5 separate regions of the Homo sapiens genome follow, and regions 1, 3, 4 and 5 are each linked to region 2. The links are chromatin loops, found by intact Hi-C in ENCODE. Cell type or tissue: mammary epithelial cell. All regions are shown on one strand. Links, peaks and the distances in the headings refer to the core of each region. The heading gives the core; the rest is flanking DNA. Region 1 has its middle 590 kb from the start of ANKRD30A. Region 2 has its middle 400 kb from the start of ANKRD30A. Region 3 has its middle 350 kb from the start of ANKRD30A. Region 4 overlaps PCAT5 (prostate cancer associated transcript 5). Region 5 has its middle 550 kb from the start of LINC02630.

Evidence for each region. Hi-C counts contacts between places; a loop is a spot of excess contacts. Peaks named below come from ENCODE experiments on the same cell type or tissue, not always from the same donor. Only the 100,000 strongest peaks of a DNase experiment are listed, where the experiment ranks them.
Region 1: a loop joins it to region 2, with 3 times the contacts of the local background. A loop is called at or near these places in 2 of 110 quality-filtered maps.
Region 3: it touches region 2 in a loop (7-fold over the local background); 4 of 110 quality-filtered maps call a loop at or near these places.
Region 4: it touches region 2 in a loop (15-fold over the local background); 3 of 110 quality-filtered maps call a loop at or near these places.
Region 5: a loop joins it to region 2, with 5 times the contacts of the local background. A loop is called at or near these places in 2 of 110 quality-filtered maps.

Annotation. Positions count from the first base shown.
Region 1 is chr10:36,531,486-36,537,993 of GRCh38, reverse strand. No RefSeq gene overlaps it. Among named protein-coding and RNA genes, the nearest start is that of ANKRD30A, 590 kb to the left of the region's middle. In mammary epithelial cell, for the core only: no CTCF peak of the experiment used is centred there; a DNase peak (open chromatin) is centred at 3,163; H3K27ac peaks cover 1,999 bases.
Region 2 is chr10:36,722,471-36,728,978 of GRCh38, reverse strand. No RefSeq gene overlaps it. Among named protein-coding and RNA genes, the nearest start is that of ANKRD30A, 400 kb to the left of the region's middle. RefSeq lists an enhancer at 3,018-3,533. In mammary epithelial cell, for the core only: a CTCF peak has its summit at 3,310 (motif pointing right); a DNase peak (open chromatin) is centred at 3,188; H3K27ac peaks cover 963 bases.
Region 3 is chr10:36,776,123-36,782,630 of GRCh38, reverse strand. No RefSeq gene overlaps it. Among named protein-coding and RNA genes, the nearest start is that of ANKRD30A, 350 kb to the left of the region's middle. In mammary epithelial cell, for the core only: a CTCF peak has its summit at 3,193; a DNase peak (open chromatin) is centred at 3,190.
Region 4 is chr10:35,780,036-35,786,543 of GRCh38, reverse strand. All of the region lies in intron 1 of PCAT5 (prostate cancer associated transcript 5), which reads right to left. Among named protein-coding and RNA genes, the nearest start is that of PCAT5, 5.0 kb to the right of the region's middle. RefSeq lists an enhancer at 1,181-3,200. In mammary epithelial cell, for the core only: a CTCF peak has its summit at 4,678 (motif pointing right); DNase peaks (open chromatin) are centred at 1,603 and 2,963; H3K27ac peaks cover 1,576 bases.
Region 5 is chr10:36,449,058-36,455,565 of GRCh38, reverse strand. No RefSeq gene overlaps it. Among named protein-coding and RNA genes, the nearest start is that of LINC02630, 550 kb to the right of the region's middle. RefSeq lists enhancers at 5,549-6,087, 6,088-6,508. In mammary epithelial cell, for the core only: no CTCF peak of the experiment used is centred there; no DNase peak of the experiment used is centred there; H3K27ac peaks cover 828 bases.

The sequences.
Region 1 (6,508 bases), core at 876-5,875, 190 kb after region 2:
AAAAAAAAAAAAAGAAGAAGAGTGAAAATTACTAATTGCAAAGTGCCTTTTGTGACTTAATTAAACATTCTACTCCAGAAACAGAAATTAGAATCTTTTGTGTGGTTGCTAATGAGTATGTGAAGCCTCTGTTGTAGTTGGTTAATCATAAGAAGCTGAGCGGGAGAGTGCTGCTGTTTACCACAATCATAATAGCTTTAAGATAAGCATGTTTAATATCTCAACTAAAACAGTTTTGAGAAGTGTGATGTTTCATTGGCTGAGGTATGATCTCTGTTTTAAAAAACAAAGATCAACCAGGCGCGGTAGATTACACCTGTAATCCCAGCACTTTGGGAGACCTAGGCAGGCAGATCACGAGGTCAGGAGATCAAGACCATCCTGGTTAACACGGTGAAACCCTGTCTCTACTAAAAATACAAAAAATTAGCCGTGTGTGGTGGCGGGCATCTGTAATCCCAGCTACTCCGGAGGGTGAGGCAGGAGAATTGCTTGAACCCAGGAGGCGGAGCTTGCGCCATTGCACTCCAGCCTGGGCAACAGAGCGAGGCTCCGTCTCAAAAAAAAAAAATCATCTTTTCCAATAGAAGCCAATTTAAAACGAGCTAATTATACTTGAAAATGTATTTTCAAATACGTGTAATGTGTATTTAAGAGAAAAATCCCACAACTCACCCCTGAGAAATTAATTCATTTACTTGTAGGCATACAGTAAGGTCTCAGTTTTTAGTGAATGATTGACGGAGCTGGAATTCCAGATTTTCTTATGTCTAATATGATTATTTTAAAAAGAATATCTAAAAAGAGAAGGTAATCTTGGCTGTTTTACTAGTATTTAAAAGTTATACCCTCAGCCGTACATGGTGGCTCATGCCTGTGATCTGAGCACTTTGGGAGGCCAAGGCAGGTGGATCGCTTGAGCTCAGGAGTTCAAGACCAGCCTGGGCAACACATTGAGAACCCGTCTCTACAAAAAATACAAAAGTTAGCCAGGCATGGTGGCGCATGCCTGTAATCCCAGCTATGTGGGAAGCTGAGGTGGGAAGATTGGCTGCAGTGAGGAGAGATTGCACCAATGCACACCAGCCTGGGTGACAAAGTGATATCCTGTCTCAAAAAAATAAAAATAAAAATAAGCTGTACCCTCCAAGTCAGCTGAAGTTATTGCACAGTTTACATACTTATCCTGTATATATGCAAGTTCTTTCCAGATTCCTCTGTCGTTGGTGATCCTGTTACTTACATATATCTCTTCAAAATATGTTTTAAATATTTCAATTAAGTGTTAAAATTTAAATGTTTTTCATTTAAATATTCATACTTACATTTTTAAATATTTGGGTATTTAAAATTAAAGGAGGTCTTGTGCAATATTTATTTGTCAATTATATATTTTAAATTAAATTAGATTAAATTAAAGGAGAAATACAAAAGACTCCAAGTAATAATGTCACTTTCATTCTTTAGTTCAGGGTAAATATAAAACATAGGACAAAAAAAGAAAGACAATGAAAGAAAAAAAAGAAAGGAGAAGAAGAGGAGCACTCTTTTTAAAATATAAATTGCAACTTCTACATGGTATTTATATTTTTATACTCCTTAGCCTAGCACATCTAATAGAGAAATCACTGTATCTATGTAAGAGGCAGAGAAGCACATATTCCTACAAATATGTTTTGGTCTTCCCTGTCATTTTAACTAACCTGTCTGATCATGTTAATATAGATCTAGAATTCATTGTGCCCAGAATATATATTTTTGACTTCTTTTTCAATTTATTCTTTTAATAAACTAACCAGCCAGGTGTGGTGGCTCATACCTGTAATCCCAGCACTTTGGGAGGCCGAGGCATGGGGATCACAAGGTCAGGAGATTGAGACCATCCTGGCCAACATGATGAAACCCTGTCTCTACTAAAAATATTGAAAAAAAAAAAAAAAGCTGGGTGTGGTGGCACACGCCCGTAATCCCAACTACTCGGGAGGCTGAGGCAGGAGAATCACATGAACCTGGGAGGTGGAGATTGCAATGAGCTGAGATCATGCCACTGCACTCCAGCCTGGGCGACAGAGTGAGACTCTGTCTCAAAAAATAAAATAAAAACATAAACTAAGCATATTTTGGCATGTCTTACTTTCTTGATGTACATTTTATCCTCAGCTAGCGTTGCATAAGTTTGAACCTGTCAAAAATAGAATGAACAGACTCTCAATAACACTTACCTAATGCTAGAGGGCAGGAACCATAATTAAAGCAGTGTTCTGCAGTCAATATTTCAGCTGCTTCTCAATTCATGGGAAAAACTTTAATTAGTTTAGTACCTGGTGAGTTTCTACTCACTATTATTCACATAAAGTAAGATATATTACAGTTGGATAAAAGATTAATGGGTAAATGATTTGCAAGTATATAACCCAAAATTTCCAAATCAGGATTAACCAGAAGGAAGGAAAGGAAGGAAAAGAAAGTGGAGAAGGAAAATGAGAAGAAAGAGGAGGAGAGGATGCTGGAAAGAAAGAGGAGGAGGAGAGCAGACAGAAGAGAAATATTATGATATCTCGGGAGCTGCTCATTATACTTCTAGCCCCTGGCTATACAACTCCTGTGATGGGAAAAAGCTGCAAAGGAGAATCCTGGGAGGTACAAGAAAGCTACAAGAACCTGCGAAAACTCCTGTAGTAAGCTTTGCATGATAAAAGGAAATATCCACATTTTTACTTTATGATTTATTCATTTTGACATCTTAACCTAAAAAAGTGTAATTGTTACATCATTTGAGATTATTGAATTCTTTTATAGAACACAGAGATACAAATTAAGGGCATAAAGCTGACTACAGAATAGTCAGTAGCTTGTGAGAATCATTAGACTCAGAAAAGTAAGTTCAGCCTAAGTGTGTTGAACATGGATAGGAAGGGAGAAAAGGCCTAAGGAAGCATTAAGTAGTTATGGGGCACTAGATCTTCCTCAATTTTTGGTTACCTCCATTCTGGCCCCATATGTCTCCTACCTAGGATATGCAGACAAATCCCAGAGCATCTCAGCAGTTTCCAGTGAGCCCCAGCTGCTGGCCAGGAGTCCCTGAACATGTGCCTCTCTGTGGGAGGAAGTGAGTGCTAGCTTCAGGGCACTTACTAAGCCCCTTGCTCACCCTGCGCTCTGGACCTTGAAACCACACCACCGCAGGGCAGGGTTATGTGTCAGAGAAACAGGATATGTGAAGGTTGTGTAACACCGGATTCAGGTGTCATGGTCTTCTCATTTTGCTAGCTCCCTTTCCTAAGTTTGTGAACCTACTTCCTCTCTTTCTCCTTGCATCTTGCTGTATGATTTAGCAAGCCATGTGACTTGAGCATCTTACTTGGGTCTGGGCACCATTCTGTCCCATGACCTCAGAGATAATCGGCTTAGAGCAAGCACACTTGGAGGCCACTGGGACTTTGAGAACCTATCCCGTCACAACAGATATAATTGAGTCCACATGGTGATGTTTCTGGATCAAGGAAAACATACTAAGTTGTCTTTCATACTCACATTAGATTTTTTAGCAACAAGAAGTTCAATCACACCCCAGCGAGCAGTTGCTGGTCAATGATACAAGTTGTTTCTATTTTCTTTGTGCCAGCTATCACCAAAACATCTGAATTATATTCTTAGCTCTGTGAATGTTAAAATTTTTACCCTCTTCAGACATTTGCCTCAGCAAATGTCTCATTAAAATTTCATAACTTTAAAGCAGTTTCTCTTGCTTTTAGCATTTAATGCTTTCTCAGACACTCTACTGTTTCGAAGAGGACAATAGTCTCACATGCAGCGTAATAACTTATGAGGCTCCCAGTGCTGTAGGCTAAATGCTTGCATCCCCAGAGAGAAAAATGGAAATTAACATTTTCCTCCATACCTCTCCATCTGCACGCCTCCCGCCTCAGTATATGGGCTCACAGATGTACGTGAAATTTTTTCCATTGCATGTAAAGTTTGCCCAGTAGTTTTAACATGTTATAAACGAGAATTGCTGGAACACTAAGTCGCATATGAATAGAGAAAAGCCAAGTTTCCAGCTAAATCAGACAATTCCATTACTAAGTCATTCGCAGGGAGTAAAATGTGTGTTTAGAAGGCTAAAGTAATGGAGGTCTGTTGCTCTAGACTACTGAAAATTACAGACACACACACACACACACACACACACACACACAAATATTTTAGATCCTCAGTTGGTGTGTTTGAATAGGTGATTAGGCAGAAATAAATTCAACCATCAAGTAGACAGATTTTATTTTTGACTATAGTCTTCATGAGGAAACTGGTGCTTGGAATAGAAAAATCAAGATTCAGTCTTGGACCCTTGACATTCTCTGGTTTCTCATAAATAAACCTTGAGAATTTGATTAATGATGTTAAGCAGGGACTTAAGACATAAATGTCCTTGACCACAAAACAGTTCTTCTCTGCCTATTGAAGGTTATTATTTTTCCTTAAGTGCTTGTTAAGAAAGAAGGACCTAAAAATGTGAAGAATGAAGGGGATCCCCACCACGGCCAAGCAGAACAGTGAAATCTGCATCTGACCCCATTGAGGGAGCAGTTACGGCTATGTTTCCCTTAGGTTCAAAATATACAGTAAATTAATGTATTGGGTGTACATGTTACTAAATGTTTCTGGGTATAGCAAACCTCTCATAGATCTTAACATGAGATGACAACGTTGTCACCATTTATATGGTTCCCCATGTCACAACAGACTATTTTTTTTTGAGACAGAGTCTCGCTGTGTCGCCCAGGCTGGAATGCCATGGTGTGATCTTGGCTCACTGCAACCTCCACCCCCCTGGGGTTCAAGTAATTATCCTGCCTCAGCCTCCCGGGTAGCTGGGACTACAGGTGTGCACCACCACGTCTGGCTAATTTTTGTATTTTTAGTAGAGACAGGGTTTCACCATGTTGGTCAGGTTGGTCTCGAACTCCTGACCTCATGATCCACCTGCCTTGACCTCCCAAAGTGCTGGGATTATAGGTGTGAGCCACCACACCTGGCCTTTTTTGTTTGTTTGTTTGAGACAGAGTCTCACTCTGTTGCCCAGGCTGGAGTGCAATGGCATGATCTTGGCTCACTGCAACCTCTGCCTCCCGGGTTCAAGTGATTCTCATCCTTCAGCCTCCCAAGTGGCTGGGATTACAGGTGTGAGCCACTATGGCTGGCTAATTTTTGTATTTTTAGCAGAGACTGGGTTTTGCCATGTTAGCCAGGTTGGTCTCGAACTCCCGACCTCAGATGATCCACTGGCCTTGGCCTCCCAAAGTGCTAGGATTACAGGCATGAGCCACCACGCCTGGCCCATGATAGACTTTATATGTACATCATAATCAGTGGCATAAAAATAAAATCCTTATATATACAATTTTTTACTTTTTACTAGCTAAACATGAGTAATTTTTTTTTTTTTTTTTTTTGAGATGGAGTCTCTCTCTGTTGCCCAGGCTGGAGTGCAGCGGCACGATCTCAGCTCACTGCAAGCTCCACCTCCCGGGTTCACGCCATTCTCCCACCTCAGTCTCCCGAGTAGCTGGGACTACAGGCGCCTGCCACCACGCCTGGCTATTTTTGTTTTGTATTTTTAGTAGAGATGGGGTTTCACCGTGCTAGCCAGGATAGTCTCCATCTCCTGACCTCGTGATCCGCCTGCCTCGGCCTCCCAAAGTGCTGGGATTACAGGTATTGAGCCACTGTGCCTGGCCAAACATGAGTAATTTTTATATTCCATTTTGTTCCACGTTTTGACACCATGTAGGGATAATTTTAGCATTACTAATTAGCAAATTATTTAAAATGTGAAACATTATCAAATGAGACCAATTTCTGCCAATGAACATACAATTTTTTCAAAAGAACTTTCACTTCCCATTCCTTGAAAAAAGGAAAAAGAAAACAAATTTTTAAAAAACCTACTGGGTGTCTAGTCTGTAGCAGGCCCTGTGTGAACCATTTTCACGTATTACACCATTTTAGTTAATTTTTCTGCATCTCATAATGTCTTCTTTCTTCCCCTGTGCTCTGGTGGTTTATTGCCAATGTACACTGTACTAGAACATTACAAACTGTATATTTCTACAACAGGCATTTTTAGTCACCATTCTCATGCTCTGGAAAAGCTTAGCTGACACTTTATGAGGGCCTTGATTAAGTGACTAATGACTTGGTAATGATGACATCATACCTAGGCACACCAAACAGGATTTTTCTTTTTTGGAAAACTACACAAAGCCAACAGCTCTAACATAAATTGTTACTGGCAATTGGGTTGATAAAATGAGAATTACATCATTTACAATTTAATGCCCTAGTTACATGTTTAAATTTAATATAAATTTAGAAGAAAAAATGCTACATTCATAAAAATAAAATAAATTACTAATTATGAAATAAATCATAATATGAGATTTGTTGGTTATATATTTTTCTTCCACTGATAGGTGATAAAATAACACCTCATTTTTTAAAATGGAGA
Region 2 (6,508 bases), core at 597-5,596:
ACCTTCCTTTTCTAAGATTCCCCTTGGGAAAGAGAGGCTTATGGGAATTTTGGAAGCACTGGTATGAAGAACGTGTTTGGACAAATATGTCTGTGCAGTGTTGGGATTTGGAGGTGGGGATAATGGATTTTAATGACCATGGAAATTTGCAATGCAGATATCCTGACTTGGACAGCATAAGTCAATGACAGCCTTCCTTTAGCCCTGTCTGTCTCTGGACTCACTTCTACACTTGTGCAGCAGTCATGTTTCCACAGTCATAGAGCACAGTGAGGATTGTATGTGAGGACTTTGCCAGTAAGTTGTGAGATTCTCCAATGGCCAACTTTAATTTGAGGAGTCCCCACTGACCTGGCCAAAGCATTCTTGGAACCATGCTGCAGTCTCTTTCTACCCCAATCAGCCTTCCTTCCCTCTTTCCCTCTACAGGTATAAGATCTGAACCCTAGTCTGAAGATTCTTCCCACCTTCTCCCACTTCCTCCTCCTTCACTCTTGCAAATTTAATTCCATGGCGGTGTTTGCCCTCAGCAGATCTAGAGCTTAATTCAAGTCATATGATCAGATAAGATGAAAAATAACTTAAGATGTCGTTCATAACAGGTGAGTGAACAGCTATGCATGGCGGTAGGGAGGAGAGAATTCTGATCGAAATTAATTTGGAAAAAATGATGCTGTGCATCCCAGCAAATACCATCCCATCTTATCTCTGCTATGAATATTTTTTGTAACATGCACATAATTCACTTTTGCTTTATGAAGTAAATTTATATTTTAAGAATACAACAGCAATTTGAGTGCTGTTCACAGCTAGTGTGGACTGAAATTTGAGGTTGGCTATAGAATAAGGCCAATGACAGATGAGTTAGTAGAACAAGAAGGATAGAAATAGGAAAAGGTGAAAAATCAGTAAGACAATATATTGGAAAGGAGTACAGTAGTTGGAAGAATTAATGATTCACTATTTCTAGCAAGAGTCCCCATTTAGATGATTCAAAGAATATCCATGAAGAACTGACATTTTATTTTATTTTATTTTATTTGAGACAGTCTCGCTCTGTCACCCAGGCTGGAGTGCAGTGGCACAATCTTGGCTCACTGCAAGCTCGGCCTCCCGGGTTCACACCATTCTCCTGCCTCAGCCTCCCGAGTAGCTGGGACTACAGTTGCCCGCCACCATGCCCAGCTAATTTTTTTGTATTTTTAGTAGAGATGGGGTTTCTCTGTGTTAGCCAGGATGGTCTTGATCTCCTGACCTCGTGATCCGCCCACCTCGGCCTCCCAAAGTGCTGGGATTACAGGTGTGAGCCACCGCACACAGCCCATATTTTATTGACTATACGTAAGTGTGCTTAGTGGGGAAAGAGGGTGGATTCTGTTAGTTACATGACTAAGACATGTAGAGAACCTCCCATTCAAGGTGAGTGTGCAAAAATATTACAAAATGTGGAGAATTAACTATTAGAGAGATAATAAAATAATTACACAAAGAACCTTTCTAGAGATGAATTCACCATAGCAAATATGAGTAATATTATAGCAAACTAAATTTTCCTTTTAAGTGAGTATGCTAGGAATTCTCAATTGGCTTTTTAAGAATAATAAAATCTGGGGCCAGGCACGGTGGCTCATGCCTGTAATCCCAGCACCTTCAGAGGCCGAGGTGGCTGGATCGCCTGAGGTCAGGAGTTCAAGACCAGCATGGCCAACATGGTAAAACCCCATCTCTACTAAAAATATAAAAATTGCAGGGCATGGTGGTGGGTGCCTGTAATCCCAGCTACTCAGGAGGCTGAGGCAGGAGAATTGCTGCTTGACCCTGGGAGGTGGAGGTTGTAGTGAGCCGATATCACATCACTACACTCCAGCCTGGGCGACAGAGGGAGCCTCCATCTCAAAAAAAAAAAAAAAAATCATCGAAAAGAAGAGATGATTTTAAAATAAAAATAGGCAAAAGGCCAGGCATGGTGGCTCATGCCTGTAATCCTAGCATTTTTGGGAGGCCAAGACACAAGGCAGGTGGACCACCTGAGGTCAGGAGTTCAAGACCAACCTGGCCAATATGGTGAAACCCCGTTCCTACTTAAAATACAAAAAAAATTAGCCAGGCGTGGTGGCGGTTGCCCGTAATCCCAGGTACTCCAGAGGCTGAGGTAGGAGAATCGCTGGAACCCTGGGGATGGAGGTTGCAGTGAGCCGAGATCACACCATTGCACTCTGGCCTGGGCCACAGAGCGAGATTCTGTCTCAAAAAAAAAAAAAAAGTAAAGATTGATATCAAAAATTAAAAGCAGCCCAGCACGGTGGCTCATGCTCTTTGCTTCTTACTCTTGTAGTACTTTTCTAAATTTTTAAATAATAGAACTAGTGTGTCACAAATATCAACTAAAGTCTAGAAATCAGAAAAAGGCATGTTACCAAAGGAGGACTGAGTTAGTAGATTTGGGGCTCCATTAAGTTTTGTTTATGGTCAAAAAACAAACAAAAACCAGGCAACAGCAGCAAAAAATATCTCACTTTCTTCCTGGAAAAGTAAATGAAACTACAAAGGATTTCCAAACTTAAAAACTACACATTTCAAGTCCGCTCATAACTGGTGAAGTCACAGTTTCTAAAAACAATAGTAAAGTTTTAATCGATATGTAATTCATGTTTTTTATTTAAAAACCACTACCAATATCGAAAGACAAATTTCATGGGAAAAGCATTGAATCATTGTTTTGCGGTCACAAAGGTAAATATAATTTGCTTAATGCTGCCCTCAGTTTACAATGCTGTAGTATTTTCTAAGCTATAACATGAGTTTGCCAAAATATAGCATTGATTTGCTACATAGAATTTGCTCAGTGATAAAACACAAAGAATTACTTATGTGAAGATATAAATGATAAATTTATGCAAAATTTAGGAAAGCGTAAATTGTGAAGACAATAAATCTTTCCATTAAATTAGTGGGAAAGGAGCTCAAAACCCAGCCGGGTGATTCATTATTTTAATGACTTCCTGCTTTACTGCAAAACCTCTCTCTTCATTTGGTGTTTGGCAGTTTGAGCCCCTGTTAAGGATTTAGGCTCACAATGAAGCTTCTATAAATTTCTGGATCTCTGTCATGCTGGCATGTAGGTCATTCTCCTTTAGGAATGATGAGGAGGCTGGAAAGCAGTTGCCCCAAGGGAAGGGGGAATTTTTTAAACCTGAGCTGTCCAAGCTCAGCATGAAATGGAGTGGGGTGCTGACTCAGGGGCTGGCAGAGGCAGCCAAGAAACAACCAAATCTGCAATCTCTTCTGCCAGGTCTGTCCCAGCAGGTGTCACTAAAAGGCAGCCCTGTGTTCTTCTGTCACTGTGACAGCTGTGAGAAGGAAGGAGGAAGGGAAAAGAGACCCAGGGCTGAACTCCAAGCAGAGATGGGGCTTTTCTCTCTGCATCTTTTCTTTCCCCTCCCAGCCTGCATTTCCAATAACATATTGATTTGGATTTGTATTATGAGACAAAAATGGTTGTAAGCAGCTATTATTTCCTTTTACACACAATGTAAGCTCATATTTACATTTCTACGTGAACAATGTCTAAAAATGTACTTAAACTGACATAAAACGCGGATGATCTTAGTCTGACCAAATGTTTAGTGCAAGAAAAAACTTCAAATTGGAAGAGGAATCCCTCCAAATTTTAAAAGGACCACTATTTTAAGAGGTATGTTATCTAAAATGTGAAAATGTAACGAGCAGAGCAGGAAAAACCTTTAAGTCCGAAACATACAAGTCAATTTCATAGTCAATCAGTTTCCACGGTCCTTCCAAAACAGCCTCTGGCATCTGTTTTCTCTACAATGGAGGTAACAATAGTAGCTATTTCAGAGCATGAAAAGGCTTAGAGCTGTGCTAGAATATGGTCGTGGATATATAAAATTTAGCCATTTGTATATTGTAACAAACCTACAATGTATTTTTTTATTGGTAGTCAATAATAGATTTCCTTTGGAAAAGAAGCAGCCTCCGGTCCGGGGAACACCTGCAGTTCCCACTAAGTGAACATTGGTGCCTGCTAAATGCTGCCTCTATTTCTCTGTATAATAAAGTGTCAAGCTGTTCCTTGATTTAGCAATTTTATTTACTTTCTTTTTCTTTGTTTTTTTTAGACAGAGTCTCACTCTGTCGCCCAGGCTGGAGTGCAGCAGTGCCATCACAGCTCACTGCAACCTCGACTTCCTGGGCTCAAGGAATCCTCTTACCTCAGCCTTCAGAGTAGCTGGGACTACCTGCGCGGCTCACCATGCCTGGCTAATTTTCGGGGTTTTTGTTTTGTTTTTCTGTTAAGAAACCGGGTTTCACCATGCTGCCCAGGCGGGTCTGGAACTCCTAGGCTCAAACGATCTGCCCCGCTCTGCCTTCCAAAGTCCTGGGATTACAAGGGTGAGCCACCACGCCAGGCCAATTTATTCCTTTCTAATTAATAAATTGACTGGGCGCCAATTTATCATCAGAAAATATGGATTACCTCACTAAACCACCTCTGAAACCTCTCCTCTCGGTTTCCTACATGGTTACTTTGTAATCTTTTTTTTTTTTTTTTTGAGATGGAGTCTCTCTCTGTCACCCAGGCCGGAGTGCAGGGGTGCAATCTTGGCTCACTACAACCTCCGCCTCCCGGTTCCAATCCATTCTCCTGCTTCAACCTCCCGAGTAGCTGGGATTACAGGCATATGCCACCATGCCCGGCTAATTGTGTATTTATTTTTAGTAGAGACGGGGTTTTTCCATGTTGGTCAGGCCAATCTGGAACTCCTAGGCTCAAGCGATCTGCCCTGCTCTGCCTTCCAAAGTCCTGGAATTACAAGCGTGAGCCAGCACACCACGCCGATTTATTCATTTGTGATTAATAAATTGACCGTGTGCCAATTTATCATCAGACAATATGGGTTACCTCACTAAACCACCTCCCAAACTTCTCCCCTCGGTTTCCTGCATTGGTTACTTTGTAAATTTATTTATTTATTTATTTATTTTTTGAGAGGGAGTCTTGCTCTGTCACCCAGGCTGGTGTGCAGGGGCGCAATCTCTGCTCACTGCAACCTTCGCCTCCCGGGTCCAAGCCATTTTCCTGCCTCAGCCTCTCGAGTAGCTGGGACTGTAGTCATGTGCCACCACGCCCTGCTAATTTTGTATTTTTTTTTTTTCAGTAGAGACGGGGTTTCTCCATGTTGGTCAGGCCGGTCTGGAACTCCTAGGCTCAAGCGATCTGCCTCGCTCAGCCTTCCAAAGTCCTGGGATTACAAGCGTGAGCCACCACGCCAGGCCAATTTATTCCTTTCTGATTAATAAATTAACCGAGCGACAATTTATCATCAGAAAATGTGGATTACCTCACTAAACCACCTCCCAAACCTCTCCTCTCGGTTTCCTGAATTGGTTACTTTGTAATTTTTTATTTATTTATTTACTTTTGAGAGGGAGTCTTGCTCTGTCGCCCAGGCTGGAGTGCAATAGTGCAGTCTCGGCTCACTGCACCCTCCACCTCCGGGGTCCAAGCCATTTTCCTGCCTTAGCCTCCCGAGTAGCTGGGATTACTGGCGCGTGCCACCAAGCCCGGCTAACTTTCGTATTTTTAGTAGAGACGGGTTTTCACCATGTTGGTCAGGCTGGTCTGGATCCTGACCTCGTGATCTGCCCACTTCGGCCTCCCAAAGTGCTGGGATTACAGGCATAAGCCGCCGTGCCTGGCCGTAATTTTTTTTTCTTTTCCTTGAGACAGAGTTTCACTCTTGTTGCCAAGGCTAGGGTGTAATGGAGCGATCTCGGCTCACTGCAACCTCCGCCTCCCAGGTTCAAGTGATTCTCCTGCCTCAGCCTCCTGTGTAGCTGGGATTACAGTCATGTGCCATCGTGCCCTGCTAATTTTGTGTATTTTTTTTTTTTGTAGAGACAGGGTTGCTGCACGTTGGTTAGGCTGGTCTCAATCTCCCAACCTCGGGTGATCTGCCCGCCTCGGCCTCCCAAAGTGCTGAGATTACAGGCATGAGCCACCGTGCCCAGCCGCCCGGCCCCATGTTCTTAATTGTTATGTTTCTCTACATCTCTGGCAGGTGGGTTGCCCAGTTTCTTTCTGTTAGAATGTGTACCTCACAGCAGGAGTATGAAGTGAGCTCCAAGGTATCTCTTCTTCCACTTCAGGGATGGCAGTTGGCAAATCATGCATAGTTTATAATAACAGTGCAGAGCAGTTCAGATCTATCAGCCTTGAAGACAGTGAAACATACTCCTGACTCTAAAAATACTCTGACGTGTATCATTGGTTTTCAATGCTACTTGGGTTTTTATCTCTTTTAAGGCATTCGGTATTTTAGCAGAGTTGCATTTGGGTAAAGTAGGAACTTGTAATATTTCCAGGTTAAACATTTTAACCTGGCAATTAACACTGGATGCATATTTTACAAAAAGGAGAAAATGCTATTATTTTGGCTGCTGGCAAAATAATTTTCCTTTGAGACCTGATTTTGTTTGGAACAAG
Region 3 (6,508 bases), core at 497-5,496, 54 kb before region 2:
TTTTCTCACTGTGTCTTTGTTTTATAAGTATGTCCCCACTATGTAAAGGGTACTAAAATGATATCAACAATTATCTAAAATTTCTTGCAAAGATGAAAGCAAATCTCTTAGATATTAAAGAATTTACAATTTTTTTTTTTTTTTTTGAGATGGAGTTTTGCTCGTCACCCAGGCTGGAGTGCAATGCATGATCTTGGCTCACTGCAACCTCCTTCTCCCAGGTTCATCCGATTCTCCTGCCTCAGCCTCCCAACTAGCTGGGATTACAGGCATGTGCCACCACGCTCGGCTAATTTTTTTTTTTTTTTTTTGTATTTTTAATAGAGACAGGGTTTCACCATGTTGGTCAGGCTGGTCTCGAACTCGTGACCTCAGGTGATCTGCCCGCCTCACCCTCCCAAAGTGGTGGGATTACAGGCGTGAGCCACCATACACGGTCTCGCTTTGAAACTATTTTCTATCTCTCTTTCCACCATGATAAACTAAAAACTTGAATAAAAGCTTAAAAATAAAATTGGAAAATAAATAAAATGGACGTGGGAGGCTGAGGCATGAGAATCACTTGAACCTGGGAGGTGGAGTCTGCAGTGAGCCGAGATTGTGTCACTGCTCTCAAGCCTGAGCAACAGAGCGAGACTCTGTCTCAAAAAGGAGAAAAAGGAAAAGAGAAAGGATGACATGTATCAGTGCACTTGTAATGTCTTTTCCCCTCCATACCAACCCTGTGCTACCTAGCTTCAACAATATAGTATGCACATACGATAAGTACTCTGCCCTTAACTTTCTTCTGTTTTTCTCTCCCCACCTCTATATTGCTGGTGCCTGACAGCAGGTCCCCAAACACATTGTTCCAGCATTACACAACTGTAGGAAGGCTGATAAGGTCTCAAAATAGTCTCTCCTGAGTTCCTCTCATATAAAAGGTGCCAGTTGCAATTACGGGAGAACTGATAGAAATATCTGCACCTCTACAGTTGTTCTTTTAAAAAAATGTTTTTGGCCGGGCGCAGTGGCTCACTCCTGTAATCCCAGCACCTTGGGAGGCCAAGGCGGGCAGATCTTGAGGTCAGGAGATCGCAACCATCCTGGCTAACACGGTGAAACCCTGTCTCTACTAAAAAATACAAAAAATATTAGCCAGGCATGGTGGCGGGTGCCTGTAGTCCCAGCTACTCGGGAGGCTGAGGTAGGAGAATGGCATGAACCCGGGAGGCGGAGCTTGCAGTGAGCTGAGATCGCGCCACTGCACTCCAGCCTGGGTGACAGAGTGAGACTCCATCTCAAAAAAAAAAACAAATTTCTTAATAAAAACATGTTTTCCAATTTCAGATCAGAAAAGACATATAGATATAGATCGTTTTGCATTCATCAAAAAATTAGGGGAATTGATCTGAGCTTTGTGTGGTAACTGAAATAATTAATTTAATCATATATTTTATTTTATATTTTCTTCTCCAAATATCTTCTTCATGCCAGTGCAACAGAAAAGCTTCTGATAGAAAACCTAGGAAAAAGTCTTTTAATATTTTATCATATCATGTTCTCCTTACTCATTATGTCCTCGGTGAATCACATTCTACCTCCCATATATTTCACAATAGCAATTTCATTCTCTGGGATTATCAGTTATTTCCAATTATCAAGTCCCCATCATTTTAGTCTTTTTCCTTCATGGTCCTCTGCAGCATTTTATAATATTGACCATTCTCTTGAAACTTTCTTCTGATGGCTTCTCTAATACTATAATGTTGTGGTTCCATTTTTCCTTCTTAGATCTCTTCATCTTTATTTATTACAAAATTTTTACCTATGCCTAATAACCATAAGCATACAAGAAAATCACTGTAATTCAAAGAGAAAGTAGAATTTACTTTTAGAAAATGTATGTTAAAGGTATGATCCCAATTAACAAAAAAAAAAGAACAAGGGAGTAATGATAGTTATCACTTATTAGTACATATCACAAGATCGTTTATAAGCATTTCTGCATTAGTTGCTTTAGACACGTTATTTTACATCTTAAATGTCCATAACAACCATATAAAGATTATTGCGCTATGCTTAGAGATGAAGAAAATAGGCTTGGAAAATTTACACAATGTACGTGGCCAAGCTAAAACTGAAGCTATTCTGTCCCTTAGTTTTTCCACTGAAGCCCATTTCTATCAAGTATTCTCTCGGCCAGAAAGGGTAACACCCGATATATACGCCCCAATTCCTTCACCTTTGTGCACAAGCCAGCCTTACTATTCAAATATAGAACTACCCACTGAGCCAGAACATGACCTCAGATCCTTAGAGGCATAGTACTCAAGGCAGCTATTAGCAATTAATTAGAGTTGGCATTGGATGGAGCAGACCACTTAAATTTCACACAGGTCTTCTTCGTGTGTAAAATTTACTTCTTGTAACTTGCTAAAATGTTTCACCCCCATAAGTACTATCTGTTAATCACAGAATAAATCGACCCTCTTTTTTATTAAAGGCCTGAAAACGTTAATAAAAACATAACATAACTAAAATGTATTGACACTTTTCTGTGTCAAACATCTCTTGTTCCTCCAACGACTCATACTATGACAAAATATATTAAATAATTGTGCAAACCTTATTGGTATGCATCTGTTAGCTTTGCTGTTTATGGCAGTGGCTCATCATGTTATCTAGTTCCAGGCACTCTTCTTTAAAGAATCGAGTTAAAGACATTTGAATTGCCATTGAGTTGTAAGTTTTTTTTTAGAGCCTCATAAGGTAAAGAAAGAAGGAAGGAAGGAAGGAAAGAAGGGAGGGAGGGAGGAAGGAAGGGAGGGAGGGAAACCTCTTCTTTGGAAATGGTTTATATAATGAATAAACAAATAACAAACCATTTTTTATTCGATTAATATTTGGTAAGCCCATTTAAATGAACAAGCATCTTTCTAAAAGATAAGATATACAGCAAATAAATAAGCTTATTTTTAATGTAGAATATAAAATACTTCTTATAAAATGTTATGAATTCCACTCTAATTGCATGTGCCATCTTGGTGAGCTTTTTCTCTTTGCTGCTGGTTCACATTTTCAATAAGTAATTTAAGGCAAATTTAGGAAAAAAATAGGTGAGTTACTTGAAAAGCTGGTTTGTTTCCAGTTGTGCTCTTCTGGGGAGAGCATGTGTTGCCTCATGGGGTAGCTCTGTTCTGTTTTATTCCACACGGTGTCACTCTGTCCCTACCAAGGACACAATTATCTCCCAGTTTCTGAACTTCCACTGGATCTTAGGAAGAGAAGCATTTCTGAAGCACAGTAATAGGAAAAAAAGAGCCAATTTTCACAGTAAGTTTGTTGAGTAATTGTTCCCAATTGCCTCTTTTTTCAAACTTTAAATCAAATAGCACATTGTAACATAAACAGGATTGCATTACGTTGTCATCAAATTAATAGAGTAAAAATGTAATATTTCCAAAATGCTTTTACCACAAACTCACTACAAATATTCATACATTCATGTGTGCGCGTGCACACACACACACACACAATTACATATGATCATTAGAAACCAATAAAATATTTTTGTGAGTGAGAACAGACAAAAATCCCAGAAGAAAAAAATTATTGTGGAGATAAATACACTTGTATATGATTCCAAAAAGCCAACCCTATAAATGGACTAATCCCTGTCTACATCAGGGATTTTTAAATAGCAGTAAAAAGCAAAGATTCAGAGGTAACAAAATAGCAAGCTTCAGACAGTCACTGGTCAATAAGGGAAGAAGAATTGCACTTATTCTTGACAATGTGATTGGAAAACACAGGAGAGGCACAAAGTGGGAAACTCTTGAGAAGCACTGACTTCCTGTAACTGAAAGAGTTCAAGTCTGGAAAATGTAGCCACTTAGTGATAATGTTGAAGGAGACCTTCAGGCAAACAATGGTTTATTACCTCCCTAAAGTCCTTTCAGGCTCTTTTTAAGTGTGGGATTATATGCCCCAAAATATCTACATTACATCAGAAGAAACTGCTGCAGGGTCAGAAGCAGAATGGGAGAGGCATTAAAAATATATGAAGTCCAACTTCTTAATATTTTACATAAAACTGCATGCAGCTCCTGGTAGAAAAATTCTAAATTTTATCTATCTATTAATATTATTTCTCTCCGAAAGTTTGCAAGCAATTCAAAAACAGTTGTAAAATCATCTCTTTTTACTGCAGCACCTAGTCAAGTGCTAAGAACATGATAGTAACCTAACATGTAATTGTAGAATGTAAATTATGAAATCAAATTAAGGCTCAAATCCCAGTAGTACAATGCCACTTCAGAAAGTGATATGCAAAAGCATGTGAAACTCCAGGTAATGTAAAATTAGAATATGGTATAGATACCAATGTGATTGTGAGCAGGATTAATCTACTTCATTTGATTGATTGATTGAATGGTACAGTTGACTTATATTTTTAGTATAACTATAATAACTAGTGTGCTATATAGTCTTCCAATTCTCTTGTATTTATGTATGTGTTCATGTATGTGCTTGTTGCAGATTTTTTGCATATAATTAGGTCACACTATGAGTATTTTGCTGCACATTTATTTTCATACCACTCATTTAATAGTCATTTACCAAATAAACAATCAATGAAGGTCCTCTACATGTCATGCTAATTGTGAGGTATAATGGTGAATGAGATACGAGTGAAGTAAATGGGAAAGAAGACAACACCCAATGAGCTGGGTGATATGGACTGCACAGAGATCTAGGGCAGCCTGTAGAAAGGTTACCCAATCTTGCCTTTGGTTATTAGGAAAACCTTCTTGGAAGAGGTCATGCCTAAGTTGGTATTAAAAATAGAAGACATTACCCAAGATAGAACAGGAAAAGGTAAATACCTTCCAGTTCTAGAGAGAGAACAGTATGTAAAAATACAAAATACAATTAGGAAGATGACAGGGCACTATTGAAAATGTGCAGAAAGCGTAACAGGAGAGATGGGGTAGGCCGTGATGTGCCTTCAGGGCCCTGGTAAGTGTTACCATGAGGGATACGTAAAACCACTGAATTGGCACACAGGTGACATCACGCAAGTTTTGCCTTTTAGAAAGATTAATTTGACTGCAGTTGGGAGAATGGATTGGGGTTGGGCAAAACTGCAGATGGGGACACATTTAGAAGGCTGATGTAGTTCCAAACAAACGATAATGGCAGTTAAACTAAAGTAGGCGAAGAGAGGATGGCAAAAAGTGGACAAATACATGGTAAATTGGGAAAGTAGGATATGAGAGAGAGAGGGACATGTGAAACGGCTCTTACTGGAGAAGGGTTGATGGTGGGCCAGACATTGAACTGTGTAGCACATCTGGCCTCCCTTTTCCTGATTCATCAGACTGCCCGAGGATCATCACAGGGCCACCCCATGCGCTATTCTGGCTAGTCAGAGTCTAGGCTGAAAATGTCTTCAGACCACACCTTTTCCTTAACTGTTATAAAGAAACGGGAAAAAAAAAAAGGAAGGGAAAGGGAAGGAGGGACTGAAACACTGAGAGAAGAGACAAAGTGAAAAAGAAAAAAGACTAGAGAGAATTAATATAAAAAAGAAAATAAAATAATCACGTTCTGGTTTTTAATCTCAGGTATCCTATTTGAACACAAGCAAATTTCGATGAGTTGCTTGTAGTCTCCATGTTTATTTTCCTCGTTTGTAATTTTAATTTCAGAGGGGTTTTACTAAATAATATGATAATAAATGTAAGGTACCAGCACAGAGTAGACAACGAATACATTGTGAAAGAAAGAGGAAAGAGGCTGGGCTTGGTGGCTCATGCCTGTAATCCCAGCACTTTGGGAGGCCAAGGCGGGCGGATCACAAGGTCAGGAGATCAAGACCATCCTGGCTAACACGGTGAAACCCCGTCTCTACTAAAAATACAAAAAATTAGCCAAGCGTGGTGGTGGGCGTCTGTAGTCGCAGCTCCGGCGGAGGCAGGAGAATGGTGTGAACCCAGAAGGCGGAGCTTGCAGTGAGCCGAGATCGCGCCACTGCACTCCAGCCTGGGCAACAGAGCGAGACTGTCTCAAAAAAAAAAAAAAAAAAAAAAAAATTCCAACGCCCTGCTATGGATCAGCCCTGATTAGCATTGAGGCTACCTGCCCCTACTCTAACTGCTCGCCAGAAGTAACAGTAAATTCTCTTTGGAAGAAGACAACGTTACTGAGATCTGCATATTATGGTTTCTTATATGCAATGTCCAGGATTTAATCAATGTCCAGGATTTAATCATGTCCAAATTTTAATCATATCAGGACATGACTTCACACAACTGAAAACCAAGAAAAAAAATATATAATAGAAACAAACCTAAAACAGACCCACAGGAAATTCATGTGTTAGAATGTATTGCAGAGACTTGAAAATAACTATGCCTAATATGTTGAAGGAATTATTTGCCAAGGTAAAGAGATGTAGAAAACTACAGTGTTAAAAAGAATCAAATGGACATTTTGGATTTTGAACATGCAGTAACTGAACTTA
Region 4 (6,508 bases), core at 810-5,809, 940 kb after region 2:
CTCATTTTCTGAGACGTTCAAGAAAACTGCAAAAATTTTTATAAGCAATGAGAAGCCAAATGTTAATCCCCAAGACAAAGGGAGAAAATGTCTCCAGGGCATCTCAGAGGTCCCCATGGCAGCCACTCCCATCACAGGCCCTGAGGCCTAGGAGGAAAAAGTGGTTTCATAGGTTGAGCCCAGGGTCCCCATGCTGTGTGCAGCCTAGGGACTTGGTACTCTGTGTCCCAGCTGCTCCAGCTCTAGCTGAAAAGGGCCAGCATAGAGCTCGGGCCACGGCTTCAGAAGGCGCAAGCCTTAAGTCTTGGCAGCTTGCACTTGGTGTTGAGCGTTCAGGTGCAGGGAGTCAAGAATTGAGATTTGGGAACCTCCACCTAGATTTCAGATAGGTGGGCAGACAAAATGAGGAGAGCAGGTGGAAGTTCTGTTCTGATCACCTTTGCTTTCTCTGTTAGATGGAAGGAAGGAAGATCATCAACTGAGTGAAGAAGGTGCAAGAGGGCAGAAAGGACAGTGAGTCATGGGCAAGGGCCAGGAGCACTGAGTGGACCATAGAGATGGAGCCTGGCTGCCACGTGCACTCAAGTCCCCCTGGAAGCGCAGGGTGATGAAAGAGACTTAGAGCAGTAAGCCTGGGCATGTGGTTTTTTCTGGACACAGTTAAGGGGTGGAGGCAGGTCAAAGCATCATTGCGGACAGGGCAGTGAAGGAAGTGAGTGACAGGGGAAGGAGGCTGCAGCTGGAGCCCAGGATGTTTGCAATGGAAATATAGACTTTGTAGCTATTCCAGTGTGACTGTGGAATGGGGGACTGAAGTGGTGTCTAGAATAAGATCTTTGGAGAATAGGTCAGGGAATAGAGAGACCAGCTTATGTACAGTATGTGGGTATTTAAGTCACCAAGAGTTAAGGCAATGGTCATATTGCAAAAACCAACAGCGAGCAGCGGAAGGGCCCTGGGGTTGTAGATGACTATAACAGTGACTAGTCAGTCTAACGTGCCATTCAAATGCAGGGATTCTGGAAGAGGAGGGGAGCAAAGTGACAGCCTCTGTGGAAGTGGCCATGCAGAGACCATGGTGGGTCCCCCGCAACCCAGAGGCTCAACACAGGAAAGAATACAGGTGATGAGATGCTGTTTTTGGAGAAGGCAGCAGGGAAATGAAGCATTAACCTAGGTAGCAAGAAACTTGGTATTTGAGACATTTCTTCTCTTTTTAATTGATACCTAATAGTTGTGTGCATATTAGGAGTACACGTGCTATTTTGATACCTGTATATAATGTGTGATGATTAAATCAGAGTAACTGGGATTTCCATCACCTCAAACATTTATCTGTTCTTTGTGTTGGGAACATTATTCTTCTTCTCTTCCCTCCCTTATTCTTCTCTTATTCACTATGCATATTTGTAAAAATATAAAAAAGAGTGATGATGTTGAGGCTAAAAGATAAAATGTGTTCAACGTTGGCTTTACGGGGCAAGGACATCATCCTAGCTCATAGAAAACATGAGTCTGTTAATACTGAACTGTGCCTACTGTGTTCGGCTGGAGAGGCAGGAAATCCAGTGTGACAGCCCTGAGCGTTCCATGACCAATCACTTTGGTCTTTGTCCTGAGGAAATATAATAGGCAGCTTGGAACAGTGCACCATTGTTCACATTACATGAGTGGGAAGATTAAGCTCTTAATTAACAGAGAATGGGTAATTGATCATTGTTAAATGCCTGAAAGTAGTCACGATTACATATGGGGCCATGAAATTAATCATTGTCTTTTTCTCTGGAAATGATCATGATTGCTTATGAATAACTTTATAATGAACACTGAGCTCCACCAAATCACTAATCACCTGGGAATGAGATTTGTGATTTGGTAGAGTTCAGGGTTTGCTCATTGTGGAAGTCTTCCCACTCTTCATAATGTTAGCCCCTTTGAGAGGAAGATTTCCAGATTTAAATACACCCAGAAGAACAAAGGAGCAATAGACGGAAAAAATAACAAAAAGAAAACCAACGTTTTTAAACAAAAGTGATGTGAATTCAACACCCAAGGAAACCTGGTAGCAAAGTGACTTTAAGGATAATAATTTAAAATCACAATATTAAACCTTGTTCCCAACTCTACTCCCACTGGCACCATCTTTGTGGGCGGGGGGGCGGTCGGGGAAGAAAGGATGGGAAGGAAGGGAAGTAATTACAGGTATAAAGACAGAATAACTGCCAACAAGATTTAAAATTCACCTCCATTTCCTGGCTGTAATGGTCTCAGGTTGTAGATTAACTTTATCCATGTTCTTCATGTTACTGTTTTCCCAAAAAACCTTCTTGCTTGGCTATGTTCAGGCAAAGAAAGAAACAATGGGGTTCTTTCAAGTCATGGCATCTGTGGTATGTCTTCAGCAGAAAAGTTCCTATCCTTCTGTCAAACCTGCTGTTAGCCTGGTGCTAAGAGCATCTATATAAATAAACATGAATGGATGCAAGCATGTAGCTGTATTTTGCAAACACAAACAGTACTTCCTAGTAATGTCATAGCATGAACTGCAAAAATGAAAGGTTCACCAGGAGAATCTTCACGAAGAAGTTGTATAAATTGTCAGCACTGGACGTGATAGTTAACACACAGAGCCTTGATCAGCCGTTGTGCAAATGTTTATTCAGACAGATTTGGAAGGGGAATTATGATGTATTCCTCCCACTGCATTTGCCTGTTTCATCAGGCAGCAGTTAGCTCTGATTGTATGAGAAACTCGAGAGTTGTTTCACATGACTCTGACCTGCCGAACTAGAACTTCGGCTGACTGTGCACAGCACGTTTACCATGCACAATAGGGGTCCATGCAGGTGGGACTCACTCAGCACACCAGACCTCAGGCCATCAAGATTTGTGGAGCAGAAGCAGGAAAGTGATTATTCACTTAACTGCAATGCAATGACAAAAGAGTGTGTGATTCATCAAAACTCCACTCACCGTAACATTTATTTGAATGTCTCCTAAAGCAATTAAAAATTATTTTTATTGAGAACATTATGCGAACTATTGTGCAATGAGTATTTGCACTATCATATTGTGCAAAATGAAACACCCCTGCAAATAAAAATCAGTCTGCCTTGACAGCCTGAGTTCCACCTCACCTGATTGGCATCACAGTAAGTTAAAACAAAGGCTGACTTTCTTTGTCTCCCCTTTCTGCAAACACAGAAGAATTCTTCATTCGTACAAATACTGACCCAGTTAAGAGAGTGTAATCTTTTCTCACAGGGTTTGTTCAAGCATGCTTTTTTTTTTTTTTTTTTTTTTTTTTTGAGACAGTGTCTTGCTCTGTCACTCAGGTTGGAGTGCAGTGGCATGATCATGGCTCACTGCAGCCTCAACCTCCTAGGCTCAAGTGATCCTCCCACCTCAGCTTCCTGAGTAGCTAGGACTACAGGTATGTGCCACCACACCTGGATAATTTTTTTTTTTTTTTGAGATGGAGTCTCTCTCTGTTGCCCAGGCTGGAGTGCAATGGCATGATCTCGGCTCACTGCAAGCTCCACCTCCTGGACTTACACCATTCTCCTGCCTCAGCCTCCCGAGTAGCTGGGACTACAGGCACCCGCTACCATGCCCAGCTCTTTTTTTTTTTTTTTTTTTTTTTTGTATTTTTAGTAGAAACAGGGTTTCACCGTGTTAGCCAGGGTGGTCTCAATCTCCTGACCTTGTGATCTGCCAGTCTCGGCCTCCCAAAGTGCTGGGATTACAGGTGTGAGCCACCGCACCCGGCCTGGATAATTTTTCTAAGTTTTTTTATAGACAGGGGTCTCGCTATGTTGCCCGGGCTGGTCTCAAACTCCTGGCCTCAAGTGATCCTCTCTCCTCAGCCTTCCAAAGTGCGGGGATTACAGGCATAAGTCACAGTGCCTGACCGAAGCAAACATTTTTAAAGAGGAAACATTTGGTTTTGGTGTTTCTTCTGCCTCTCTTTTTTTGCTCTCCTTCCTTTTGTCACTCCCTCTTCATCTCTCAGAGCTCTCCTAATGCTTCCTCCCAATGAACAGGGACTTCCACAAGTCTGCCCCACCTGGCAGGACCCATGCTTACCAGTTGTCTGGTTCTTTCTCCCAGCTCCAGAGTCCATGGGTCTCATTTTAGAAACAAATTCACGTCTAGCTAATAATAGATAATTTTTCATAGCATTACCTCTTTCATGTAATGTATTTGCACCAAAATTTGACTTCAAGCCAAAGAATTAAAAATCCAAATCACTGTCCCCAACTCAATCTTTCTTCTCCCAGGACAGATGAAGAATCTCCTATCATTAACCCAGGAGGACACTTACAAGTTGTGAGCTCCAAAGAAAAATCTGAAGCAGCCAAGCATATTTCATGAGCCCCTTGCAGTGGATTCATGGCCCCTGCCTTCACTGATGCCAACTGAACTATAATAGAATAATGATTCTCACCACCATCTTCATCAGACTTGTTAATTTTGTAGGAAGCAGCCACCCCAAGCCTCCCCAAAACAGATTCTCATATTCTCTAACCATAGAAAGGAGGCTTAGAGGATTAGAAGTTCAGAACAATTCCAGAGAGATTGGTTTTTTAATGCTTATGAGGAGAACTCGAATGGAAAACTATTAAGTAGTGTTATAGAGGAATCTGATCAAGGTGGTTCTGCATAGAATTAAGATGTTGTAAGATGGAGCCCAGGTCGAAGTCAGAATGAGACGCCCACCAGAGGGCGTTCCCTGGAGGACTTCCAATACTAGAAACAGGAGGTTGAGAAGTTTGTCCAAAACATGTGCCGGGATAGCTGGGGAAATACTGTTCTCTTTTCTCTAGGAATGTGAGTTGCAAGCAAAATGCAAAGCATCCCCACAAAAAAGAAACTATACTTCTAAAGTTTATGACAAAGGCAATGCCCTGAAAACAAGCTACCATTAATGTGTTAAACTGAATATTCAATGGATACTAAAATGGAATAATGGGAGGTGTCTTAGTCCATTCCAGCTGCTATAACTAAATACCTTAGACTGGATAATACATAACAGAAATGTATTGTTCACAGTTCTGGAGGTTGGGAAGTCCAAGATCAAGGCACCAGCAGATTCCGTGTTTGATGAGGGTTCTCTGCTTCATAGATGGCACCTACTTGCTATGTGCTCACATGACAGAAGGGGCAAACAGGTTTCCTAAAGCTTCTCTTATAAAGGCATTGATCCCATTCAGGAGAGTGGAACCCTTGTGACCTAATCCCCTCCCAAAGGCTGCACCTCTTAAATACCATTGCATGGGAGACTAGGTTTCAATGTATTAATTTTGGGAGGACATAAACTTTCAGCTCATAGCAGGGAGCACGATTCCTCTTTCTTCCTGATTTTCACTGCAGAAGGTGGACCTCCACTGGCTGACATTCCTCATTTCTCTGTAAGTCTTTGATCACTTTGTTCCTAGGAAAGGTGATACACTTAACTGATGGTTAAATCTGAGGTAGAGTTTCAGGAGGATTGGTACCAGCTCTTCTTTGTATGTTTGGTAGAATTTGGCTGTAAACTCATCTGCTCTTGGGCTTTTTGTTGTTGCTGGGAGACTTTTTATTGATTCAAGCTCACTATTTGTTACTGGTCTCTTCAGGATTTCTATTTCTTCCTGGTTTAATGTTGGGAAGTTGTATGTTTCCAGGAATTTATCCATTTCCTCTATGTTTTCTAGTTTGTGGGCATATTGTTGTTTCTAGTAGTCTCTGATGATCTGTTGTATTTCTGTGGTATCATTTGTAATGTCTCCTTTTGAATTTCTGATTATGTTTATTTGGACCTTTTCTTTTCATAGTCAAGCTAGGAATCCATCAATTTTCTTCATCTGTTTCATTTTGTTCCTCACTTGTATTGTTCTTTTTTCTCAATTTCATTGAGTTCTCCTCCGATCTTTGAAGTAAATGACTCCATATGCATGGCTCTTTGTCTTAGGGAAAAACCTGTGCTCAGAGAGCCAGTGTTCTCTGTGACCAGTGCTGTGAGTTGCACTAAGTCTCACGGTTGTGGGATGAATTGTGTCCCAGCCCTCCACCTAAAAGACATATTGAAGTCCAAACCCCAGTGAGAAGTGAAGCCAGCTGGACTTCCTGGGTCAAGTGGGGACTTGGAGAACTTTTCTGTCTTACAAGAGGATTGTAAAATGCATCAGTACTCTGTAGTTAGGATTGTAAAATGCACCAATCAGCATTCTGTGGCTAGCTAGACGTTTGTAAAATGGACCAATCAGTGCTCTGTAAAATGGACCGATCAGCAGCACTGTGTAAAATGGACCAATCAGCAGGACGTGCATGGGGACAAATAAGGGAATAAAAGCTTGTCACCGCAGCCAGCAGTGGTAACCAGCTTGGGTCCCCTTCCATGCTGTGGAATCTTTGTTCTTTTGCTCTCCACAATAAATCTCTTTGTTGCTCACTCTTTGGGTCCACATCACCTTTAAGAGCTGTAACACTCACTGCGAAGGTCCGTGGCTTCATTCCTGAAGTGAGA
Region 5 (6,508 bases), core at 1,072-6,071, 270 kb after region 2:
TGTTTTACGTAACCTATTGAAATCCTACATCTTCACTTAATGGGATAGTATAATTTAATTAATTTAACTAATTTAATCCATGTTAACAAATTAATTCCATCATCTCAGTGACTTAATAAACAAGATATCTTATCCATTCACCCCCAACTGTGTTGCAGGTCCAAGGATTCTCCAGGGAAGCTCTCTTCTGAGTAGTAACTCAAGAATTGAGTCTGTTTCCATCTTCAGTCTTCACATTATCAACATAATCACTCTGGCAGAAGATGAAAGAGGGAAAGAAAACTCATGCCTCAACTTTGAAAGAGCATTCCTCCTTCTGTCTAATTGGCCAGAATTAATCACATGGTCCCAAAATAACTGGAAGGGAGGATGGGAAAGAAAGCCTTTCTATCTGACTAGGACAACGAAATGAGATTCAGACAATCAACAAAAATCCTCAACAACATTGTAGTTTGTCAAACCTAGTAACATGAAAAAGGATAATACATTATTCCAAGCAGGGCTTATCCAGGGAATAAAAGACTAGTTCAACATTTAAAAATTAATGTAATTCGTCTTATCAACCTAATGAAGAAGGAAAAACATGTGAGCATCCACATAGATATAGAAAAAATACTTGACAGAGTTCAGCATGTATCCATGATAAAAACTCTTTAACAATCTGGAAATAGAAGAATACTTCCTTAAGAAAAAATGAGTCTACAAAAAAAGTTATAGCTAACATCATACTGCATGGTGGAAGACTGAATTCTTTCTCCCTAAGATTAAGAAGATAAAGCTGTCCACTCTTACTACTCCCATTAACATCATGTTGAAGGTCTTAGCCAGTGCAATAAAAAAACTTATAAAATAAGCTGGGCATGGTGGCTCACATTTGTAATCCCAGCACTTTGGGAGGCTGAGGCAGGCGGATCACGAGGTCAGGAGATCGAGACCATCCTGGCTAACATGGTGAAACCCTGTCTCTACTAAAAACACAAAAAATTAGCTGGGCATGGTGGTGGGCGCCTGTAGTCCCAGCTACTCAGGAGTCTGAGGCAGGAGAATGGTGTGAACCCTGGAGGCGGAGCTTGCAGTGAGCAGAGATTGCACCACTGCACTCCAGCCCGGGTCACAGAGCAAGACTCTGTCTCAAAACAAACAAACAAACAAAAATAATAAAATGAATATAGAATAAATAAGTAAAATTAAAACAATTTTCATATGACATAATTATGTAGAACATTCTAAAAAATCTATAAACAAGCTATGAGAACTATTGTGCAAACTTACCAGGTCACATGAAATAGGGTCAATATGCAAATCTAAATCACATTTATATCTGCTAGCAATGAACAATTGAAAATGAAAATTTTAAAATTACACACAAAAAAATTAGGTATAAATCTAACAAAATATGTTCAAAGTATATGCACTGAAAACTATAAAACACTAATGAAAGAAATCAATAAAGATGAAAAAAATTAAAAAGAGAGATATATCATGCTTATTAGTTGGAAGAATTCAAACTCAAATTTGCTGAGATATTAATTGTCTCTAAATTGATTTATAGATTCAACACAATTCCAATTAAAATCCCAGCAGGATTTGTTGTAGAAATCAACAGGCTGTGTGTAAAATTTATGTAGAAAGGCAAATAGTCAAAAAAAATTGTAACAAAGTTGGAGGATTTGTTATACCTAATCTCAAGACTTATTACAGAACTACACCAATCTAAAAGGCATGGTATTAGCCTAAGAGTGGACATATAAATAAATGGAATATAATAGAGCCAGGATCAGCAAACCATAGCTCCTGGGGCCAAATTCAGCCTAGCAACACAGGTGCACTTATTCAATTGTATATTTTCTATAGCTGCTTTTGTGGTAAAGAGAATTAAGTAGTTACAAACAAACATTATGTGGTCCACAAAGCCTAAAATATTTATTTTCTGGACCTTTTACAAAAGGAAAAAAAAAAATAGCTTGCTGCCCCTGGAATAGAATGTACAGAAAAACACTCACACATCTATGGTCAATTGATTTTTGACAAAGGTAAAAGACTATTAAATGGAGAAAGTATAATCTTTTTAACAAACAGTGCTAGAACAATTGAAAATTCATATGCAAAACAAGCAAATAATTTGATGCATTGCATTTTTAAAATTAATAAAATTCAAAGTGAATTATAAATTTAAATGGAAAATCTAAAATTATAAAATTATTCAAAAGGATAAACTAAAAAAAAAAATGACAGTACCAAATACCAGTTAGGATTTGGAGACAATGGAGACATATATTTCTGGTAAAAATGCAAAATGGTACAGCAAGTTCACAAAAGAATTGGGAAGTTCTCAGAAAGCTAAACATATAATTATCACATGACCCAGCAACCTTTCTCCTAGGTATCATTCCAACTAAAATAAAAACTTATGTTAACACAAATACTTGTATGCGAATCTTTAAATTGGCTTGATTCAGAATCAACAAAAACTGGAAACGACTCAGTCACGCATCAGCCGGTGACTGCAGAAGCTGTGATATATCCACACAATGGAATTCAGCAACAAAAGGAATAAACTACTGATACAAGCCACAACATGGATGAATTCTGAAGTGATTACTGTAAGTGAAGTATGTCAGATTCAAAAGACCACATATTATATAATTCAGTTTTGAAATATGCAAAACCATAAGTATAGAGAAAAGATCAGTGGTTGCCAGGGAAGTGTTGACTTTAAAGCAACCTGGGGTTTTTTTTTTGTTGATAAACTATTGTTTATCTTCATTTTTTGATGATCACATGAGTGTATGCGTTTGTCCAAACTCACACAACTATGTCCTAAAGAGGAAGAATATTTGTCTGCAGATTTTAACTTAATGAAAAAATAAATATTTATTATCAAGTAATATAGGGCATAAATTATTTAGAGCAGCAGTCCCCAAACTTTTTGGCACCAGGGACTGGTTTTGTGGAAGATAATTTTTCCATCCATGGGCGGGGGATGGTTTTGGGATGATTTGAGCATATTACATTTATTTTGCACTTTATTTCTATTATTATTACATTGTAATAAATAATTAAATAATTTCACAACTCACCATAATGTAGAATAGGTAGGAGCCCTGAGCTTGTTTTCCTGCAACTAGATGGTCCCATCTGGAGGTGATGGGAGACAGTGACAGATCATTAGGCATTAGATTCTCATAAGGAGCATGCAGCCTAGATCCCTCACATGTGCAGTTCACAATAGGGCTCATGTTCCTATGAGAATCTAATGCTGCCACTGGTCTGACAGGAGGCAGAGCTCAGGCAGTAATTCGACCAATGGGGACCAACTGTAAAATACAGATGAAGCTTTGATCCCTTGGCTGCCACTCACCTCCTGCTATGCAGCCTGCTTCTTAACAGGCCCTTCCTTGTCCAGGGTTGGGGACCCCTGACTTAGAGTATTACTGAATAATGGCTTGATCTTGGAGAAAGAAAACTTGGGTGAGATACCAGTTCTACTAGTTCTGAGTAATATGAACTTGGGCAATTTGCTTACCTTACTGTGCCTTAATTTTGTTGCTTATCAATAGGAATAGTAATTATACCTATACTTTAGGGTAGGAGAAACAAATCAGGTAATGCCTGAAAACTACTTAAGGCAGCATCTAGCAAGTAGTACATATGGTACTAATGTGTAGGAATAGCAGGATGCTAGCATATGTTCCACACAGATTCTTACCCACTGTCTTATTTCAACTGATTCATGTTTCGCTTAAATACCTACCATTTGTCAAGTACCAGAGGGAGTCAAGTGCACAGCTCTTGCAGAGTTTATGATCTCACTGAAAAGATGAGTTACTCATATGAAAATATTTAATTAACCAAGACCTCATCTGGTCTGCAACATACACTGCCATGATATTACACAGAGGCACTGCATGCAGTCTTGGGTACAGAAATGCAGGGGATTAAGGTCTGTCGAGGCATTTGCCCTCAAGGTTATTACAACCTAGATGTAGAGATAAATATGAACACAGATCTCAAATCACTAACATATTTTAAAATGAAAGTGCAGGCCGGGCGCGGTGGCTCATGCCTGTAATCTCAGCCGAGACGGGTGGATCACAAGGTCAGGAGATCAAGACCATCCTGGCTACCATGGTGAAACCCTGTCTCTACTAAAAAAAATACAAAAAATTAGCCGGGCGTAATGGCAGGCGCCTGTAGTCCCAGCTACTAGGGAGGCTGAGGCAGGAGAATGGAGTGAACCTGGGAGGCAAAGCATTCAGCGAGCCAAGATCACGCCACTGCACTCCAGCCTGGGCGACAGAGAGAGACTCCATCTCAAAAAAAAAAAAAAAAAAAAGAAAGAAAGAAAGAAAGAAAGTGCAATAGGAGAAGTAAAATTTATCCCATTTCAGCAGGTGTAGCTAAAAGGAAAAAAATAAGTACAATGTACCCCCAAATTATTTATTTAGGAGGGTTTAGAGGGATAGACAGAGATAAGAAAAAAAGGCATTTTTTAAAAAGAGAGTACATATGTTTAAGTGTCAAAAGGAAATTGTGGTCAAAGACAACTTGAAATGTTGGAGAAATTCTTCTAGACTGGTTAGTTGAATCTTGAATTAAGAGAAATGGAAATTTTATGGATAGTTTAGAAAAAAATGAGGACAAAATTATAAACAATTTACAGTAGAAGAGAGTTTATTAATCCAAAATAACACTAGGAAATATAGTATTGCTATGTCTATGGTATCATGTGGGTGGAAGCTATTTTACCCACATTCTTTTTTTTTTTTATTTTATTTCATTGTTTAGAAAACAGAAGGGCTCGAAAGAAATTTAAGACATTCTGTCCTCCCTCCTTCCTCTCGGAGTCTGGAAGCATCTGTTTTAAAACAGTGTCAGAGTCCCTGTGTTGATTAGCACCGCCTCTTGTTCAGTGGATTCTCACATACTTTCCTGCAAGCAATTCATTATTTCTTCCCACTCACTTACGCAGCTTCCTCTAGCTCACCAAGCAGAGGCCAGACGTGAGTGGCTTTCTCACTGTCTGATATTGGGCTCACCTCCCACACTGTCTCAGAGCAGTCTCGTCCAGTGGGCAGAACACCGATTGGAATCCAAATCATTCCAAACAATGTCCTTAGCCCACAGTTCGAAGAATTCTAATACCAAACACACTGGACTGTGTGTGTTGGGGTGTGGGAACACAGCGCTGTGGCAGATTCTATGTGGATATTTGACGAAACAACATGCATGGACATCTATGTAAGAACAACTGTCAAATGTCTATTGAGAGGAAAAACAGTATTTGGCTTATACAGCAGCTAAAGAAATGTGTCTGCGATTACAAAAACGTTTGTTCTTTCAGAGGAACAGTTTGTCTTTATTGTTCTTATCATGGCTTTAGTTTTTGGTTTCACTCTCCATCCCCACTTAGCACCAGCAAAGAAGGTATAGAAACGTGGGTAAATGATTTCACCTTGCTTGGCCTCTTGAATATAACTGAAGAATGGGTTGGACTGTGGTTGTGTTTCTTTCCAGCTACAGATTGTCCAAGTCCAAAGACTTGAGGGCTGGGAGTTCACCCAGAGAGCAGGTGAAAGAGCCCCAGCTCATGGTAGCTGCTCAGCACACGTTCAGTTCTTTTTCCCAAGGTGGCCCCTTAAATTCCTGTCCAGCCTTATAAATGCATGATCCTGCAAAGGAATAATTAGAGGGAGAAGGTAAACATTGACAAGAAACATAAATAACCCCAAAAAACAAAGAATTATAATATGAAAGGGTCACTACACCACCCCCTCAACACCAACTTGGTTTAGAAAGACAAGCAATGAAAAAATACAGAAGTTCATTGTACTAAAGATAGGAAGAAAAAAAAAACGAGGATAAAACCATGAACTAGAAAATCAGCCTCTGGAGTCCCGATGACGGGAATGAACAGGCCTATTTGCATCTCCTTTCACACCCCTATTATCCGAACCCAGGGAGTGTCATTGTGCCCTTGACCAAAACGATCCCCCATGCTGGGAAGCCTAAAGCCAGGTATTCATGATTGCAAAAGTACCAGATGTTGCAATCTTGGCTTATTGTTTATGCACATAATTAGATATACGTATTTCTATTTTGAGCTCTGCTGATGCGTTTTCAGCTAAATGGCCTAACAAGCACGTTATACATATAGAGAATTAAAAAGTCAGATTTTCCACAGATTCCAGCAATACTATGCATTAACTTCCTCTGAGGTGCAGTTTATGCACATGAAAACACCAGAGCCCTAACTGCTGCTGGGTTTACCTAAACTAAGTTAAGACCTCAGAACAAAGTTATTTACTTAGCACGGAGCCAAATGACCAGTCTGAAGTTTTTAGGGAGATAACCTTTAACCTAACTCCTGGGGGAAAAACAAAGCAATGAAATAAGATTTGTGTCTTTTGTGAAAACAAAAGTAACTCTTGCTCTAAAATATCCACCCCCTTCTTTTAAGGAACAATCAAAACCCCCAAAACGCAAAACCTCAAGTTATCTCTGAAAA